Linked DNA regions of Homo sapiens: region 2 is linked to region 1. Evidence: chromatin loops called from intact Hi-C (ENCODE). Cell type or tissue: B cell. All regions are shown on one strand.

What was found. Peaks named below come from ENCODE experiments on the same cell type or tissue, not always from the same donor. Only the 100,000 strongest peaks of a DNase experiment are listed, where the experiment ranks them.
Region 2: a loop joins it to region 1, with 9 times the contacts of the local background. A loop is called at or near these places in 1 of 110 quality-filtered maps.

What each region holds. Positions count from the first base shown.
Region 1 is chr6:167,140,548-167,144,547 of GRCh38, reverse strand. LOC112267970 (a long non-coding RNA gene) reads left to right here and starts at 3,197. Exons shown (of 2, transcript XR_002956379.2): 1 at 3,197-3,521. RefSeq lists enhancers at 1-891, 892-1,820. In B cell, CTCF peaks have their summits at 2,185 (motif pointing right) and 2,190 (motif pointing right); DNase peaks (open chromatin) are centred at 2,187 and 3,703; H3K27ac peaks cover 3,108 bases.
Region 2 is chr6:167,018,088-167,022,087 of GRCh38, reverse strand. All of the region lies in intron 7 of CEP43 (centrosomal protein 43), which reads right to left. Among named protein-coding and RNA genes, the nearest start is that of CEP43, 21 kb to the right of the region's middle. In B cell, no CTCF peak of the experiment used is centred here; a DNase peak (open chromatin) is centred at 1,647; H3K4me3 peaks cover 618 bases.

The sequences.
Region 1 (4,000 bases):
GGTCCTTGAGGAAGATCTAGAGTTGAGATGCACATGCTGGTGCCATCGGCCTGTGTGCCGTCCTGAAGTCCAGGGGAGATAGGGTGGCCTGGGGAGAGGATGCAGGGAGAGGAGAAAGAGAAACCCCACCTGGCGTCAGGAGCACCACTGCATGTCAGGGTCAAATAAAGTTGGAGGGGCCAAAGTGAGGCAGAGATGGAGCTGCCCACCTGAGAGGGAGGAGAGCAAAGCCCACTGCCCGGGCCCTGGAGAAGGGCTCGTGCTACCTGCAGGAGGCAGCTGAGAGGCGTCTGCTGCATTGGCTGCATAGGGCACAGGGCAGCCTTCTTGAAGACAGCTTGGTGGGATGGGGGCAGGGGCCAAACTCCAGGGGCTCCAGAGTGAATGGGAGCATTGGAAACAGGCAGAAGACCAGGTGGAGAGAGGGCAGAATACGGAAGTGGGGTTTGGGATTTGCATCCATCTCACTTTCCTCTTTACTATTTGATGGGAACAATCTTCCACTTGACCCACGGCAGGCCCAGGGCAGGGGTGTGGGTGTGCAGCACCGCTAGGGAGTGGAGTTTAGGACAATCAACAGGCACAGCCCAGGCCAGGTCCACCTTTGCTGGGGAGGGTGGCTTCCACCTTTGAAACTGGCGACAAAGGGTTGGGGGAGAGCCAATGCCCTGGGCCCTGGAACTGGCCACAGAAGATGGCAGAGCCCCTGCAACACCACATCTCCTGAGCAAAGCTTCCACCAAGGCTGATGGGCACACGTGAGTGGGGAGGAAGGAGGGCGGGTGGAAGGACCTCAGCCAGAGCCATGGAGAGTCAGGCCTGGGGACAGCTCAGAACGATGGCCCATGCCTCGGATGAGTAAATCATGAAACAAAATTCAATGTAGGTTGACTCAAACCCAACAGAAGTTCATTTCTTGCTCACACAGTAGCACCAGGCACATGGAGGGTCAGTGTATTCAGGTTCTGCTGTTTCCAGCAGCTGTTTCCAAGGTCTCCTGTGCCTGCTCCCTCCGGCCTTCAGGAGAAAGCGAGTGGTTTTGTGCACCAGACCTGGAAATGATGCGTTTCACCTGTGTTCAGGCATCTCCAGCCAGACCTCAGTCCCATGCCCCACAGAGTCCCCAGGGGCTGCACAAGGTGGCTCAGCCATGGACCCAGGAGGCAAGGGTGGTGGGCAGCTGCCCACACCACAGAATAGATGCTCTGTAGCTGGTTAGAGTGAGCGGCGAGCAGAGCAAACAGCTAACGGGAGAGATCTCAGAGCACGAGCTCTCCCCTGGTTGCACCCCCAGCCCCGCCGCCAGCCACGTTGTCTCTATCACATTCCCTGGAGAAAAGTAAGTAAGGAGGCCCAGAAGGCTGAAGGACAGGGCCAGGGGGCTGGTTCTCAGAGGGCACCCCTGGCCACGGCCTCTCATGCATCCGTGTGAGATGGTGTCAAGTCAGGTCTGCAGAGGACTAGAGGGACAGGGGTCCTGAGAAGGCTTTTCCTAAGGAGAGGCTGCCTCCAGGCAGCACCACCTCTCCTGCCCCACCTGGACACCTGGGGGCCCAAAGGCAGCAAGGACCACCATGAAAGCCAGCTCGCCCAGGGTCACACACACTCCTCTGCCATCCTAGTGCACAATCAGATGTGCCGTGATTCACAAAGGTGGAAAAGGGAGGTTGCCTGGAATGTTTATTTACCTTTCTCCTTAATTTTGGACTTGCATAATGAATTCTTGGTGAGTAGAGATTACATCATTTTACATATCTTCTTTTTATTAACTTAATATCCTAAAAGTCATTCTACATTATCTGCCATAAAAATATATAGATGCTGTATTTCCTGATTTATACATATATTTATTCTGCTATGTATATGTTCACATAGCAAAAAAATAAAATAAAATAAAAAGGAAAGAGCCAATCTACTATTGTGAATGTTAAAAGCAACAAGGAGAAAAATGAACAGCAGCAATAGTGCAGTGATATTTTTCTGAAGATTTTACGCCACGGGTGCAAGAAGATAGTATAAGATTGTATTAATTTCACATACTTATTATCCAAAATAAACTGTAGAGTTTCCCCGCTAAGACATACATGTGACATTTGTCCTTTGACACGTTGCAGAATTAGGGCAACAGCCGGGAAGGTGAGCGTCTCCAGGAGCAGGTGCAGGCGCTGGGAGGCGGCTCGCGCACCAGAGGGCAGCAGCGCCCTGTCCAGGGCAGAGGCACCCCTGGAAGGCTCAGGAGCTCGGCTCCTGGTGAAGCCAGGACTTTAGGAATCGCATTTGCTCCCCACTGGCGTGAAGAGAAGTGCTAGCTCATCTATTTACATTCTAGGTTCAGAAAGGGGACCCCAAAATGTTATGTGACATCCAAGAATCCAGTTCATCTTTCAATGTTAGGCAGAAAAATGAAACCTTATTCAAATGTTAACACTAATTCTAAATACAGTATTCTGAACATTTAGATGGACCGGCTGTGGGCACTGTGGTAATTATTAGTGGGCTACAGGAGAAGAGGCCCCTGTGTACAGGGCGCATCCCAGGTGACCCTAGACTTGCTGCACAGGGCCAGCCATATCTCCTGAGTGGCCTTGGCCTAGTGGGCTGCCTCGGCTACCGCTTACCTACAGCTGGGGAGATGCAGACCCTCCCCTCTGGTTAAAGAGAGGAGTCCGGCTGCCTCCCCTCCATGAAAGTGGTTTTCTCAGTATCTCTCCCCCTTCTTACATGGTGTGTTTGTGATTACTGCGTGCACATGGACACACGGCCACCCGCTGAAGAGCATCCCAGACTTTCTTTCACCTGGCTGTAACCATGTGACTAAGTGAAGGCTCCCACCTTGGGAGCAGAAATGATTTCCACAGCTTTCCAGTTGTGTCTTTAAGGCCACCTGCTTCCCGCATCCTGCTTCTTGTTGTCTAGAATGGAAATGGGCTGGAAGGAGGTACAACAGCTCCCTTGTGCTGAGGACAGCCTCGAGGTGAGGAGAACAGCACTCTGCCCATCATTCCTGACTGTCCACCTGGACTCTCAATGAAGAGAGGAATCAGCCAAGAAGTAGAAAATAAATCGTTCCTGCCTTAGCTCTTATATGGATTTACCTAAATAAGGCATCAGGAATATCATGCTATTGGCAAATGCAACACAAGGAAGAAGATTGCAGCTGTGCATACTGAGTCATAAGCATGAAATCAGGTCACAGCAAACCACCCTGAGCTCTGCAAACACACCAGAGCGAGGGGCCTTCGTCCGAATGCTGCAGCCTCTTTATTCTGTGAGATCACAAAGACTGAGTGCATCAGATTCTCAGAGCAGCCAGCGGAATGTAGAATGCAGACCACCCCAAGCTCTGCAAACATGCCAGAGCGAGGGTGGCCTTCATCCGAATGCTGCAGCCTCTTTATTCCGTGAAATCCCTGAGCACAAAGACCATGAACATGTCAGGTTCTCCACACAGCAGCCAGCAGAATGTAGAATGCATCAGGGCAGCTGTGCTGTGAGGCTGCAATGACTCAAATCATCTAATGGTAAATGTAAAATGCCACCTCCTTCTGTGTCCTACAGGAGAATGTGCCCCAAGAATGAGATTAAGACAACAGAGAGCCCCGCTGAAGTCATGAGCCTTGAATGCTCTGTTTATACAAATAGGGGGCAGAATAGGGCCTGGCCTCCCCTGGGCTATCACAGCTGCTTTCTGCTGCCACAGCTGAGATCACCATCCCTAGGTCCACAGCTGAGAGGGGGATGTCTCTGCTTTGAATATGGAGGCCACTCAGACTTGGGGAAATTCCCCACTTCCCTGTCAGAGAACTGGGAAGGGAGGAGATGCCACACCTCAGGGCAGAGGTCAGGGCAGTAGGTGAACCACTGGGATCAGATACTGAAACTTGCACCACGGGTGGGTGCTGGAGCTCAAGGCTGTGCACGGGTGGGTGCTGGAGCTCAAGGCTGTGCAGGTTAGATAGGCAGGCGTTGTCTCACTGGGGACCACAACCCTTCTCTGTCA
Region 2 (4,000 bases), 120 kb after region 1:
TTATAAACACTTTCCCATTGAGAAACAATTTCCCATCTCCTCTTCCATATGTCATTGCTTCATAAGTTATCTTAAATTAATACATTTTCAACTTGAAATCAGGAGAGATCATTATTATTAAAGGAGAAAAGAAAGATTATTTCATATGAATGAACCAAGCATTAAAGTAGTCATCAGTAAAAATAGCAATTTTCTATCCAGTGCTAAACACAACAGGCATCAAGGTGAAAGGCGCTGCCTTCAACCACTCATATTTCTAACATAAACCTTTGCTAATCAAAGTAATTATCTCAATTCTAACTTCCAGGGTAACTTCCTAACCTATACCTCATTTTGATGTCCATGGACATATATACGTGTGTGTGTGTGTGTATTTCTCTATGTATATTAACATCAATGTTATAAAAAAATTCTGAATCATCCTTATCCATGCCCTTGGATACAGAGTGATGTTACCACTTTTCTTTTTTGTTTTCAGGGAGTCCTAACCTTCACAGCCGACTTTCACTCCATTCTTGGTCAGATTTCTTTCTGCCCTTAGACGGGTCTATGTTAATAATAATAATGAAAACAAAAAATAATGCTAGTAATAATAAAAGCAGCTGACATTTATGGAGAACATTCAAATGCTTCACCTTATCTCACTGAATCTTGAAAATGGCCCTAGGATCTGGAGATGGCTTTCTATCTGTGGATATAAATCAGGAAACACAGAGACAGACATTGATGTCACTTGTCAAAGTCTCCAGAGAGTTAAGTGGTCAGGTCAATATCAAAGTCAAAGCCTGCTTCCAGAGGTTAACTCAATATTTATGCTATTAAGCTAAATTATAATGAATTTGTGGGCTTTATGGGTTAAAAATGGCAATTTCCCAAAATTCAGCCTTGCATACTAAAGAGAGCAGTATTGTGTAAAATACCCGTGGAATAATAGAAAAAGCACTCAACTGAAACAAGGAATCTGGAATGTAGTCCAAAATTATTAACTCCATTTTTTTTTCTTTTTTTTTTTTTTCTTTTTTAAGAAACAGGCTCTCACTATGTCATCCAGGCTGGTCTTAAAACTCCTGGGCTCAAGCAGTCCTCCTTGCCTCAGTCTCCCAAGTAGCTGGGTTTATGGGATTACAAGCACAAACTACACCCAGTCGTATAATCTTTTTTTTTTTTTTTTTTTTTTTTGAGACAGAGTCTCGCTCTGTCACTCAGGCTGGAGTGCAGTGGGGCAATCTGGGCTAACTGCAACCTCCGCCTCCCAGATTCAAGCGATTCTCCTGCCTCAGCCTCCTGAGTAGCTGGGATTTCAGGCGCGTGCCACCACGCTTGGCTAATTTTTGTATTTTTAGTAGAAACAGGGTTTCAACATGTTGGCCACGCTGGTCTCGAACTTCTGACCTCAAGTGATCCACCCGCCTCGGCCTCCCAAAGTGCTGGGATTACAGGCGTGAGCCGTGAGCCACCATACATGGCCCGTGTAATCTTAAGTAAATTAATTTCCTAGGCATGAGTTTCCTCAAGAATTGAACTAGATTCATATTTTTCAGATCAAATTATATCTAGGAAGGGATGGATGGCTGAGAAAGAATTAAAGAGTAGTAACTACTGAAGCATGGTGACCAAAGTCTGGGTTAGACATTACCGAACAAGACGCTCCTGAAGGATGGTTTCACTTTTCATATGGGTACAGACAGAATGCATTATGCATGTCTTATGATATACGTTTACATCTTTACACCAGGTAGAGGTCTTGACTAGTTGACAGTAGGCAAGATATATGCTGTGCAAATTTTATTGCCTTCTAGAGAGCTACACATTCCATGTTATTAATATAAATTAATGATTATAAAGAGATGTCTGAAAAAATAAATAGCAAGTTATAATTTTAGACAACATATTTTCAAAGGGATGGAAACTTTCAAAAATTTCCTAACAACTTTCTTGACATTTTCCTGGTATTATCAAATATAGAAAAATATTATGTAATTCACAGCAGTTGTAATTTCTGATTTTTACACTGTTTTAATAATGGATTTATGTCTTTTTAAAAGAATATGCATTTGGAAATAAATACCCTGATGTGATATTTAAACATATGTACAATGACACAGCCTGTGGCCACGACAGATTCTCTCCTTCTAAACACTCATGAGAAAGTGCCAAAGAATAACTGGCATGACAGAAACTGAAAAATGTAAATGTAAAGCAATATTATGAGAAACAATAATTATTCTGATTTCCCCAAGAATTCACACTGCCAATGTAACTTAAATCCACATAATGAACTATCTAGTATCAAAGCTGAGCAACTAGTAGGTATCCATGATTATTTGACAGGTTTGACCAATATTCCCGCTATAGACAGAAAGACCAGTTTTAGGAAGACAAGTTTTACGGAGAAGGGCATTACTATATTACACAACACATACTTGTAAACATAACAGAATTATTTTAAAAATATAGTTCTCTTAATCCAGGGAGTAAAAATAAATTCTGAAACAATCTGCTTTGGAACTGCTCTCAAAATCTAGTTCTAAACCACACAGTAACATGTTACTACTTTATAACTATGGCTCATTTTTGCCAAAAGACCATTACCAACTAGGTTATTAATGAATTCACTAAACTTAATTCCAAATAAACTTCACTATTAAAAAAATCTACAGGAAGAGGAGAAAGATTTGTCATCAACACATTTTGCAGATTAAAACCAAAGCACTGAAAACGCTGAGAGCAGTTTCAGTGGCTCCTCCATGTACACAGCAGGTGTACCCGTGTGCACAGCAGGTGTACGCGTGTGCACAGCAGGTGTATGTGTGTGCACAGCAGGTGTATGCGTGTGCACAGCAGGTGTATGCATGTGCACAGATGCTCAACCCACAACAGCGCTTCACCTCATCAACCGTCAAGTGAAAATATCACAAAGTGGAAAACGGGCACTTCATAAACATGAGGTGCAAAAACACAATATCCAAAAAATGCTGGCTATTCAGTCCCCTGGCATCAGAGTGCCTCGTGACCATGTGGCTGACTGGAAGCCGTGGCTCAACGTCACTGCCTGGCCCCGAGAGAGAATCGTACCACCGATTACTGTCCTGGGAAAAGATCAAAACTCAACGTATGCTATCTACTTAATCTATATCACTTTTGTACCATCATAAAGTCAAAAAAGCATAAATCAAACTGTTGTAACATTGGGGACCATCTGTATACGTATGTATACCCGGGAATCTGCTTTAAAAACCCTTATCATGAGTTAAGACGAACTTATGTTACGTACATAAACTTCAGTTACTTGGGTTTTGTATCACCTGGATTTGGCTAAGTTGAAGATTCAAAATGAAGCTAAATAACTAAGGTTAAGTATTGTTTAAAAACTAACAAATAAGATTTAAAAAATATAAGGCCAGGCACAGTGGCTCACACCTGTAATCCCAGCACTTTGGGAGGCCGAGGCAGGCGGATCATGAGGTCAGGAGATCCGAAACCATCCTGGCCAACATAGTGGAACCCCGTCTCTACTAAAAATACAAAAATTAGCTGGGTGTGGTGGCACGTGCCTGTAATCCCAGCTACTCAGGAGGCTGGGGCAGGAGAATCGCTTGAACCAGGAAGTTGGAGGTTGCAGTGAGCTGTAATCGCCGCCACTGCACTCCAGCCTGGTGACAGAGCGAGAATCCGTCTCAAAAAAAAATACACACACACACACATACCATGGCAATGCCTTAGAATTCATTCTCTGGACAAGCACAAAAGTTATGGGTCAAACTGTATCCCACAAATGAAATATGTTGAAACCCCTAACTCCCAGTACTTCAGAGTGTGACCTTATTTGGAAACAGTGTCCACTGCAGATGTATTTAGTTAAGATGAGTCCATTCAAAGAGTAGGGTGGGCCTGGGTCCTAACCTAATGAGTGGTATCCTTGCTGGGGGGAAGAGACACAGAGAAACACAGGGAGAAGTCCATGTGAAGATGGAGGCAAAGACTGGAGTAATCCATCTAC